Linked DNA regions of Homo sapiens: region 1 is linked to region 2. Evidence: chromatin contacts called from ENCODE Hi-C or POLR2A ChIA-PET data. All regions are on one chromosome and are shown on one strand. Each heading gives the region's core, a stretch centred on a gene start or an enhancer-like site at or near the end of the contact. The rest is flanking DNA. Distances are from core to core; before and after follow the strand shown. Region 1 overlaps ERN2 (endoplasmic reticulum to nucleus signaling 2). Region 2 holds the start of NDUFAB1 (NADH:ubiquinone oxidoreductase subunit AB1).

What was found. Hi-C counts contacts between places; a loop is a spot of excess contacts on that map. ChIA-PET counts read pairs that join two places held with the same protein, here RNA polymerase II (POLR2A). Pooled maps may share reads with other maps.
Region 1: a loop to region 2 is called in a pooled map, with 2.1 times the contacts of the local background. The contact joins the enhancer-like site here to the promoter of NDUFAB1 in region 2. A Hi-C loop is called at or near these places in 1 of 50 pooled maps. POLR2A ChIA-PET finds 5 or more read pairs at or near these places in 6 of 52 experiments (A673, AG04450, H1 and 3 more).

The regions. Positions count from the first base shown.
Region 1 is chr16:23,697,080-23,701,192 of GRCh38, reverse strand. It overlaps ERN2 (endoplasmic reticulum to nucleus signaling 2), which reads left to right. Exons shown (of 22, transcript NM_033266.4): 12 at 79-234; 13 at 489-654. Among named protein-coding and RNA genes, the nearest start is that of ERN2, 14 kb to the left of the region's middle. Within about 2 kb of position 1,897, at least 6 of the 41 ENCODE cell types and tissues checked have a DNase peak (open chromatin) inside an H3K27ac peak, as active enhancers do; they include PC-9, where a contact is called at or near this core.
Region 2 is chr16:23,593,193-23,597,738 of GRCh38, reverse strand. It overlaps NDUFAB1 (NADH:ubiquinone oxidoreductase subunit AB1), which reads left to right and starts at 1,423. Exons shown (of 5, transcript NM_005003.3): 1 at 1,423-1,616. The coding sequence starts at 1,449. RefSeq lists silencers at 1,676-1,765, 3,511-3,687.

The DNA.
Region 1 (4,113 bases), core at 648-3,147, 100 kb before region 2:
CTGTGCTGGGTGATGAAGAAAAGTTAGGGGTTCCCTGGTGGAAGGGGGTGCTAAAAGTGAAGGGCCCTTTATCCCCAGCTATTGAGCCTGAGCCGAGAGAAACTTTGGGACTCCGAGCTGCATCCAGAAGAAAAAACTCCAGACTCTTACTTGGGGCTGGGACCCCAAGACCTGCTGGCAGCTAGCCTCACTGCTGTCCTCCTGGGAGGGTGGATTCTCTTTGTGATGAGGCAGGTAGGCCCACCGCCCTGACCTCAGGTCTATCTGGGGAGAACGCTGCTTCTCCTCTCTGAGACCACTCAGCAACTCTCTCCCTCTACCCAGCTCTGATTTTGCCCCCTGCCTCCCTCCCAGCAGCTCCCCAGGCCCCTGCGATCTTGCTCTGTAAGTTCATGCAGTCTGGTGAGGCCATCTCAGTCACAGATACTGGGCCCATCACGGGGCAGGGCGTGGCCAGGACAAAGCTCTCTTAGGCTCTCATGTTACAGCAACAGCCGCAGGTGGTGGAGAAGCAGCAGGAGACCCCCCTGGCACCTGCAGACTTTGCTCACATCTCCCAGGATGCCCAGTCCCTGCACTCGGGGGCCAGCCGGAGGAGCCAGAAGAGGCTTCAGAGTCCCTCAAAGCAAGCCCAGCCACTCGACGACCCTGAAGGTGAGCCTGTGTGAACAAGACAGGGCAGTCAGGAACAGAGAAAAGCCAGGGGCAGATTTAGCTGCAAAGCTGGTTTATTAAAAGCCACTATAGTGGGGTGGTTAGGTCTACATGAATTAAGAAGAGTGTTTTGAGTAGAGCCTGCTACGTAATTGAGCACTCTAGGAGTGTCTGCTGTCATTTTTTCATCATTATTTTTTTGGAGACAGGATCTTGCTCTGTTGCCCAGGCTGGAGTACAGTGGCACAATCATAGCTCACTGCAGCCTCAAGCTCCTGGGCTCAAGAAATCCTCCCTCCTCAGCCTCTCAAGTAGCTGTGACTACAGGCATAAACCACCATGCCCAGCTAGTTTTAAAGTTTTGTTTTGTTTTGCAGAGATTGGGTCTCGCTATGTTACCCAGGCTGGTCTTGAACTGATGTCCTCTAGTGATCCTCCCACCTTAGCCTCCCAAAGTGCTGGGATTACAGGCATGAGTCACCATGCCCAGCTCATTATTGTATTATTATTTTCAAGGAACCTGGGTGTAGATAAAACTGGGTATAGATCTAAGGCTGCTCTCTGTTTACCTCTTTTGAGCTCAGTTTTTTCATTTGTCAAATGGGAATAATAACATCCAGTTCATTACATCATCTCATCATGAGAAGTCACAATCATTATTATTAAATAATACTTAGGTAATATTAATATTCATGTTAAAATGATGTTATATTTGGAAACAATAATAGTAAACGACCTTTGTACAATTTAGTACCTTTTATTTTTTAAACACTTATCTTTTCTCAATTTAGTCTTCTAAAGACTAAAGCCCTTTTAGGTTGGGCATGGTGGCTTACACCTGTAATCCCAGAACTTTCAGAGGCCAAGGTGGGGATTGCTTAAGGCCAGGAGTTCGAGACCAGCCTGGGCAACATAGGGAGACCTTGTCTCTACAAATAATACAAACAATTCGCCGGGCGTGGTGGTGTGCACCTGCAGTCCCAGCTACTCAGAAGGCTAAGGCAGGAGGATCGCTTGAGTCCAGAAGGTCGAGGCTGCAGTGAGCTGTGAATCTTTCAAGGTTCCTCTGGCATCTGGAATGTTCCAGGGGCTTCTTGCATGCCTTTACCAATCAGCCCAGGCTACTTCTGCTTGATTGGCTCTGGGCTGGCTCATGGTTTTGGTTGTCTTTGTGAACTTGTGCTGGCACCTTCTAGTCACTGCTCAAGCCACTTCCTCATACCTTGGCCCCACCCTGCCGTCACCTTCTCAGGCGGAAGTCTATGCCACACTTGGCTTGATACTCCAGTGCTGTTCGCAATGTCCGCCTCTGTGGTCATTGTGCCTTAGCCCAGAGGAAAACAGCTCCCCTTCCTCAGGGGTCAGCTCTTTTAGAGGGCCCTGCAGCAGGATTTCCTGAGCCCTGAGCTGTTGTAGTTTTTGTCATTTTACTGGCCCTGGGTGGGTCCAAGTAATACTCACCCCACTGTACCCCAAAACGCCCATCTCCCTGGACCTTCGGACTCGAGTTGAGTCTGGCTCATCTTTACCTGGACAACCAGGACTCCATCTTTCCCCAGGATCATTCTTGTCAAAGTCCTCATGGACTATTTTATGGTTCACAAAATTACAGTGGAGTCACAGCCAACTTTCATTTAACTTGAATAAATTTGGCTGGGCACGGTGGCTCATGCCTGTAATCCCAGCACTTTGGGAGGCCAAGGCAGGGGGATCACTTGAGGTCAGGGGTTCGAGACCAGCATGGCTAACATGGTGAAACCACATCTCTACTAAAAATACAAAAATGAGTCTGGTGTGGTGGTGGGTGCCTGTAGTTCCAGCTACTGGGGGGTGGCTGAGGTACAAGAATTGCTTAAACCCAAGAGGCAGAGGTTGCAATGAGCCAAGATTGCGCCACTGCACTCCAGCCTGGGCAACAGAGCAAGACTCCACCTCAAAACAAAACAAAACAAAAAACCCACAAAAAACAAAAACAAAAACTTACACAAATTCATCTACATGTGCTTGGCTGGGCCTCCCTCAGGACCTCTGGCTGCATCATGTATTCAATAACAAGTGGATGCAATCCAGCCTGAACCAGGGATAACATTTCTATAGCGCTTACTGTATACCAGGCTATACCAGGCAGTGTTCTGAATCCTTTGAATGCATTAACTCATGAGATAACATTCCTGTGAGGTGAATGTTATTATAGAATTCTCCTTTTATGGAAGAGGAAACTAAGGCAGAAAGGTCTAGTGACAACTCCCATCCTTACCCCCGGCTCACAAAGCTAATAAGTGGCAGCTCAGGGGTCCAAATGCATGTGGCTGGCTCCAGCAAGTGCCCTAATTTCTGTGGGATGGTGCCCCTGTTTGAACAATACCTGGCAAATACCTGTGAAAGAATGTGACTGACTGTAAGTGTTCCCCAACCTGTGTAGAAGCAGCAGCAAAGTCCATCATGTGTATGCAGGATTTCCAGAGGTAATTCTGACTGTATGCCCTTTCTCCCTGACACGAGATTTTTGATTACTTTAGAATTGAGCTTGGGAGGCTTAGGTGGGAGGATTGCTTGAGCCCAGCCTGGGCAACATAGTGAAGCCCCATCTCTACAAAAATTAAAAATACAAAAAGATTAGCCAGGCATGGAGGCACATGCCTGTAATCCAGCTGCTTGGGGGGCTGAGGCAGGAGGATTGCTTGAGCCCAGGAGTTCGAGGTTACAGTGAGCTATGATCACGCCAGTGCACTCTAGCCTGGGTGACAGAGTGAGCCCCTGTTTCTAAAACAACAACAACAACGACAAAAACTCCCACATTTGCTGCCTCTCCATTATAATTATGCAAAAGGCTAAGCAAAGTGATAACAAATATCTGTGTGTGCAGACTGAGCCTCCCCAGCTCATATATCTGCATTGAAGGCCTTTGTGGCCTTAAGTCTGGCCTGTCTCTTCGAGGGTGCTTCTGAACATCTAATCCAGGAAACTCTAAGCAAGTGTTTACTCCATGCCGAGAGTACTGAGAGCAGACACACAAGAGCCTCTGAGTCCAGCAGAGCCAGTGACACAAAGAGGGCCCAGAAGGGTGACTGTCACCTGCAGTCAGATGAGCAGGGTTTGTTCAAGCAGCTCTGTCCCTGCTCTCTGATCTGCCTGTTTTTCCTATGTGTGGGTGATGTACTTCCAGCAAGGCCCTGCCTGAGCCCATCTACTCCAGAAAGTCCAGTGTATACCAAAGGTACTGCCTGCATCTTACTGACAGATGAGTATGAACTCTAAGCAAATAATCCAGAGGAATGCTAAGGTGCAACTTGGTGTTTTCTCACTGATCCCTAATGCTGATTTTATTATTATTATTATTATTATTATTATTATTATTATTAATTATTGAGATAGGGTCTTGCTGTGTCACTCAGGCTGAAATGTAGTGGCGTGATCTCAGCTCACTGCAACATCTGCTTCCCAGGCTCAAGCCAATCC
Region 2 (4,546 bases), core at 174-2,673:
ACCCACCTTGGCCTCCCAAAGTGCTGGGATTACAGGTATGAGCCACCGCGCCTGGCAGCATACCATTACATTTTATTTTACTTGGATTTAACAAAAATAAAAAGAAATTGAGGTAAAACTGGTGACATTATTGGATCATTCATTCAGGCAGATTTCAGAATTTGGAGTCATTATCCCGTGTGTTTCCATTTCAGTCAATATCCTTTAGCTCCCTGCTTAGAAATAGGAATTAGCCTTCTTAAACTCCTCCCTCGCTTACCTATTTTTGTTAGCTATTGTAAGGAACATGGCTGTGCTTTGGTCAAGGATAGGCCAAGGTAAGATGTTTACATCCTGCGTGACTCAGCAAGTTTAGACAGAGGCGTATAACTCCACTTGTTATCACAGCCATGTAGGCATAACATGGGAAGGTCATCACTTGGCTCTAAGCCACTATTTTCTGTAAAAGGTATAATTGCCCTGCTGATACTGTACAGGCGTTCGTGCCCAGAGAAAGAGAGAGCCAGAGCTGTCAGTCTTTGCAGACAGACAGGGGGAGCCAGATCACAGCTGAGAGAGAGTTAAGCTGCTGACCCTGAAGGCAAGGGAGAGCCAGCCTCGCAGTTGTGTGGGGGAGCCATGGGACTAAGCAGCTGAGACAAGGCAGACAGTGTGAGAGAACTAGTGTAAGTAAGCTGCTGATGAGAGCTGCTGCTGAATAAAATCATCTTTCACCTGCCTACCGTCCCCTGAGTGTTCTTTCAGCTATCTGTTCATCCACCCACTCCCCTCAGACCTCGATATGGGCTGGAACCTGGCTGTGGGCATGACAGTTGGCATAGTCGTGGACCTGACAGCTATATTATACACTGTCAAGTTTTAAAACATGTATATTGTTTTAATCGTAATTCTCACATTTATTAGTCTTAGGTATTGAAATTGATTATTTTTTCACATTATTATATATATTTTTTTACCTATTCAATAAATGTTAATACTTGTGGAAGAATTGTGGAATCAAAACTTTGTCCTTTTTTTCTTTTAATCTTTTTTGTAATAGAGACGGAGTCTTGCCGTGTTGGCCAGGTTGGTCTTGAACTCCTGAGCTCAAACAGTCCTGCCACCTTGGCCTCCCAAAGTGCTAGGATTAAAGGCGTCAGCCACCGCACCCGGCCCCAAACGTTTAAACAGATGTATTTCAGAACTTTCAGATAAAAAATGAAAGTAGGTTTCTCGTGCCGTGTCGTTTAGGGAAAGACGGCGACGTCTGCACAGTTTAGTTGTGACACCAAGCAGTTGTTCGTCCCCGAACCTGGATGGGCTCCGAGGGCGCAGTGCCTCCAGGAGCCGCCAGGGGCCGCCACCGCCGGCGGTGCCCGACAGCGCTGCCGTGTGCGTCGCCTGCGCGCCGCCGGAAAGGAACCCTGGTCCGGAGGCGGCGGCGCAGTGCATCCTGGGTTGGCGTAGCCATGGCGTCTCGTGTCCTTTCAGCCTATGTCAGCCGCCTGCCCGCGGCCTTTGCGCCGCTGCCCCGGGTCCGGATGCTGGCCGTGGCCCGGCCTCTCAGCACCGCTCTCTGCTCCGCGGGGACCCAGACGAGGCTCGGGACTTTGCAGCCGGCCTTAGTGCTCGCGCAGGTGACTCGTGGTGACTTTGCTGCCGCTTGGCAAGGGTCAGGGATTGGGCCCGGTGGGGGTGGGGGCCGGGCATCCGGGGCGCGCCAGCTGCAGGCAGGGGTGACCCGGGGGGCAGCCGGCTCGCTCCGCAGCCCCGCTGCCTAAAGGTGTTTAGTTGACCCCTGACGGGAGGCCGGGTGACCTCGTAATAACGAGCAAGAGCACTGACTCGAGTCCAGCACTGCTGGGCTGCCGCTTACCGAAACTTTGGACAAGTCTCCTAGCCTGGCTCACACTCACCTGCAAAATTGGGATCCTGGTCTCTACCTTGCGGAGTAGCAATGAGGATTAGATGAGTTAATGCGGCTAGAGCACCTCGTACGGTCTCAAAATAGCGGTCACCGTATTGTAGTGAAAGCAGCATGCAAAGAGGCAGCCACACTGGCCTACAGCCTTCTCCAGAGCGGTTTTCTCTCTGCAGTTCTGTCCTTACTCTTCCCTGCAGCACCTTCTGCCTGTGTCCAGGACTCCTGGAAGTAATTCTAGGAAACAAGCCAAGTGACCTTTGACCAATAAGGATTTGAATTGCGCGGGTCCACTTATATGCGGATTTTTTTTCAACCAAACGCGACCAGTATTTACGGGATGTGCCGCCCCGCGTATAAGGAGGGCAGGCTCTTCCTATAAGCGGATTCTGCAAGGCTGACTGCGGGACGTGAGTGTGCGGGGATTTGGGTATAGTCGGGGGTCCTGGAACCAATCTGCGCAAATACCAAGGAACGACTGTACCTGTAGTATATAGCTTGAGCTGATGAAATCTGCGTGAGGCTGAAACGCCGGGAGGCAGTGATTTCGGTGTTGTTGTTGTTGTTTTTGAGACAGAGTCTCGCTCTGTCACCCAGGCTGTAATGCAGTGGCGTGATCTCAGCTCACTGCAACCTCCGGCTAACGGCAACCTCCGCCTCTCAGGTTCAAGCAATTCTCCTCCCTCAGCCCCCCCGAGTATTTGGGACTACAGGCGCCCGCCACCATGCCCGGCTAAGTTTTGTATTTTTAGTGGAGACGGGGTTTCATCATATTGGCCAGGTTGGTCTTGAACTCCCGACCTCGCAATCCACCCGCCTCGGCCTCCCAAAGTGCTGGGATTACAGGCGTGAACCACCGCGCCCTGCCTTTTTTTTGTTGTTTTCTAAGTTCTCCAGATGACTCTGAAGTGCAGTTGGGAATAAAAATAACCGTCTTAAGGTAGGATAGACTCCCAAGGTCAAGTTATGAAACCCCTTTTCAAAGTCATAGACTTCAGGTAATAGTGGTTTCAACCTTGACTGCATGTTAGTGTGAAAAATAAGTGTGTCTGGCCAGGCGTGGTGGCTCACGCCTGTAATCCCAGCACTTTGGGAGGCCGAGGCGGGCGAATCGCTTGAGCCCAGGAGTTTGAGACCCTCCTAGGCAACATGGTGGAACCCCGTCTCTACAAAAAATACAGAAATTAGGCCGGGCGCGGTGGCTTATGCCTGTAATCCCAGCACTTTGGGATGCCGAGGCGGGCGGATCACGAGGTCAGGCGATCGAGACCATTCTGGCTAACACAGTGAAACCCCGTCTCTACTAAACATACAAAAAATTATCCGGGCGTGGTGGCACGCGCCTGTAGTCCCAGCTACTCAGGAGGCTGAGGTGGGAGGATCGATTGAACCCAGGAGGCAGAGGTTTTAGGGAGCTGAGATGATGCCACTGCACTCCAGTCTGGGAGGCAGACCGTCTTAAATAAGCCAGCCAGCCCGTGCCAGATCGACAGAATCTAGAAGTGAGTACTAGGCGACTATTTTTAGAAGTCATCAAGTGTTTCTTTTGTGAAGCCAGTGTTGCTGTTCACTGACAGTGTAATGGATTCATTCATTGGGCACTGCCCTGTTGGCTGTATCAAAAGGTGAAAAGTGTCACCTTGAAATTAAGGGTTAAAGGCCAGGCGCGATGGCTCACGCCTGTAATCCCAGCAGTTTGGGAGGCCGAGACGGGCGGATCACGAGGTCAGGAGATGGAGACCATCCTGGCTAACACGGTGAAACCCCGTCTCTACTAAAAATACAAAATAATTAGCCGGGCGTGGTGGCGGGCGCCTGTAGTCCCAGCTACTCGGGAGGCTGAGGCAGGAGAATGGCATGAACCCGGGAGGCAGAGCTTTCAGTGAGCCGAGATCGTGCCACTGCACTCCAGCCTGGGCGACAGAGCCAGACTCCATCTCAATAAATAAATAAATAAATAAATAAATAAATAAATAAATAAATAAATAAGGGTTAAAAAGGCAGTAGTTAGAATTGATGAGTGTCTGGTTCCTAAGATTGATTTCAACATTGGGCTAAAATGTGAAGTGACTGTCTTTGTTCTTACAGCATTGATTCTCAGTTGATTGGACATACAGATCACTTAGGCTGGAATACAGATTCTGATTCAGTTCTGGGAAGGGGCCAGAGAGTTTCCACCTCCAGTGGGCTTCCAGAAGATCCTGCTGCGGGTGTTCCTTGGACCATGCTTTGAATGGCAAGGAGCTCAGAAATGTTCCACTATGGCGGCTTGGCTTGCATATATAGCAGAGGAACCATTTTATTTATATTTACAAAGTGGTTTTGACTAAGTTCATTCAAAGATATTGAGGGCCAGCTGTGTGCCAGGACTCATGCTAGCTGTTGAGAGATACAGAGATGGATACAAAAGGAAGACATTAGCTTACATCTTCATTGAACGCTTTGCAGCCCTTATGTCCAACTTGCTGGCTCCTTCTCTGCTGCTGTCTTCTTCCCTAGGCTGTTGTGACACTGTTCTCCCTTGGTTGGTTTGTCCTCCTACCTTGTTGGGACACTTTGCCTTTCAGGCTGGAGTGCAGTGGCATGATCGTGGCTCACTGCAGCCTTGACCTCCTGGACTCAAATGGTCCTCCTGCCTCAGCTTCC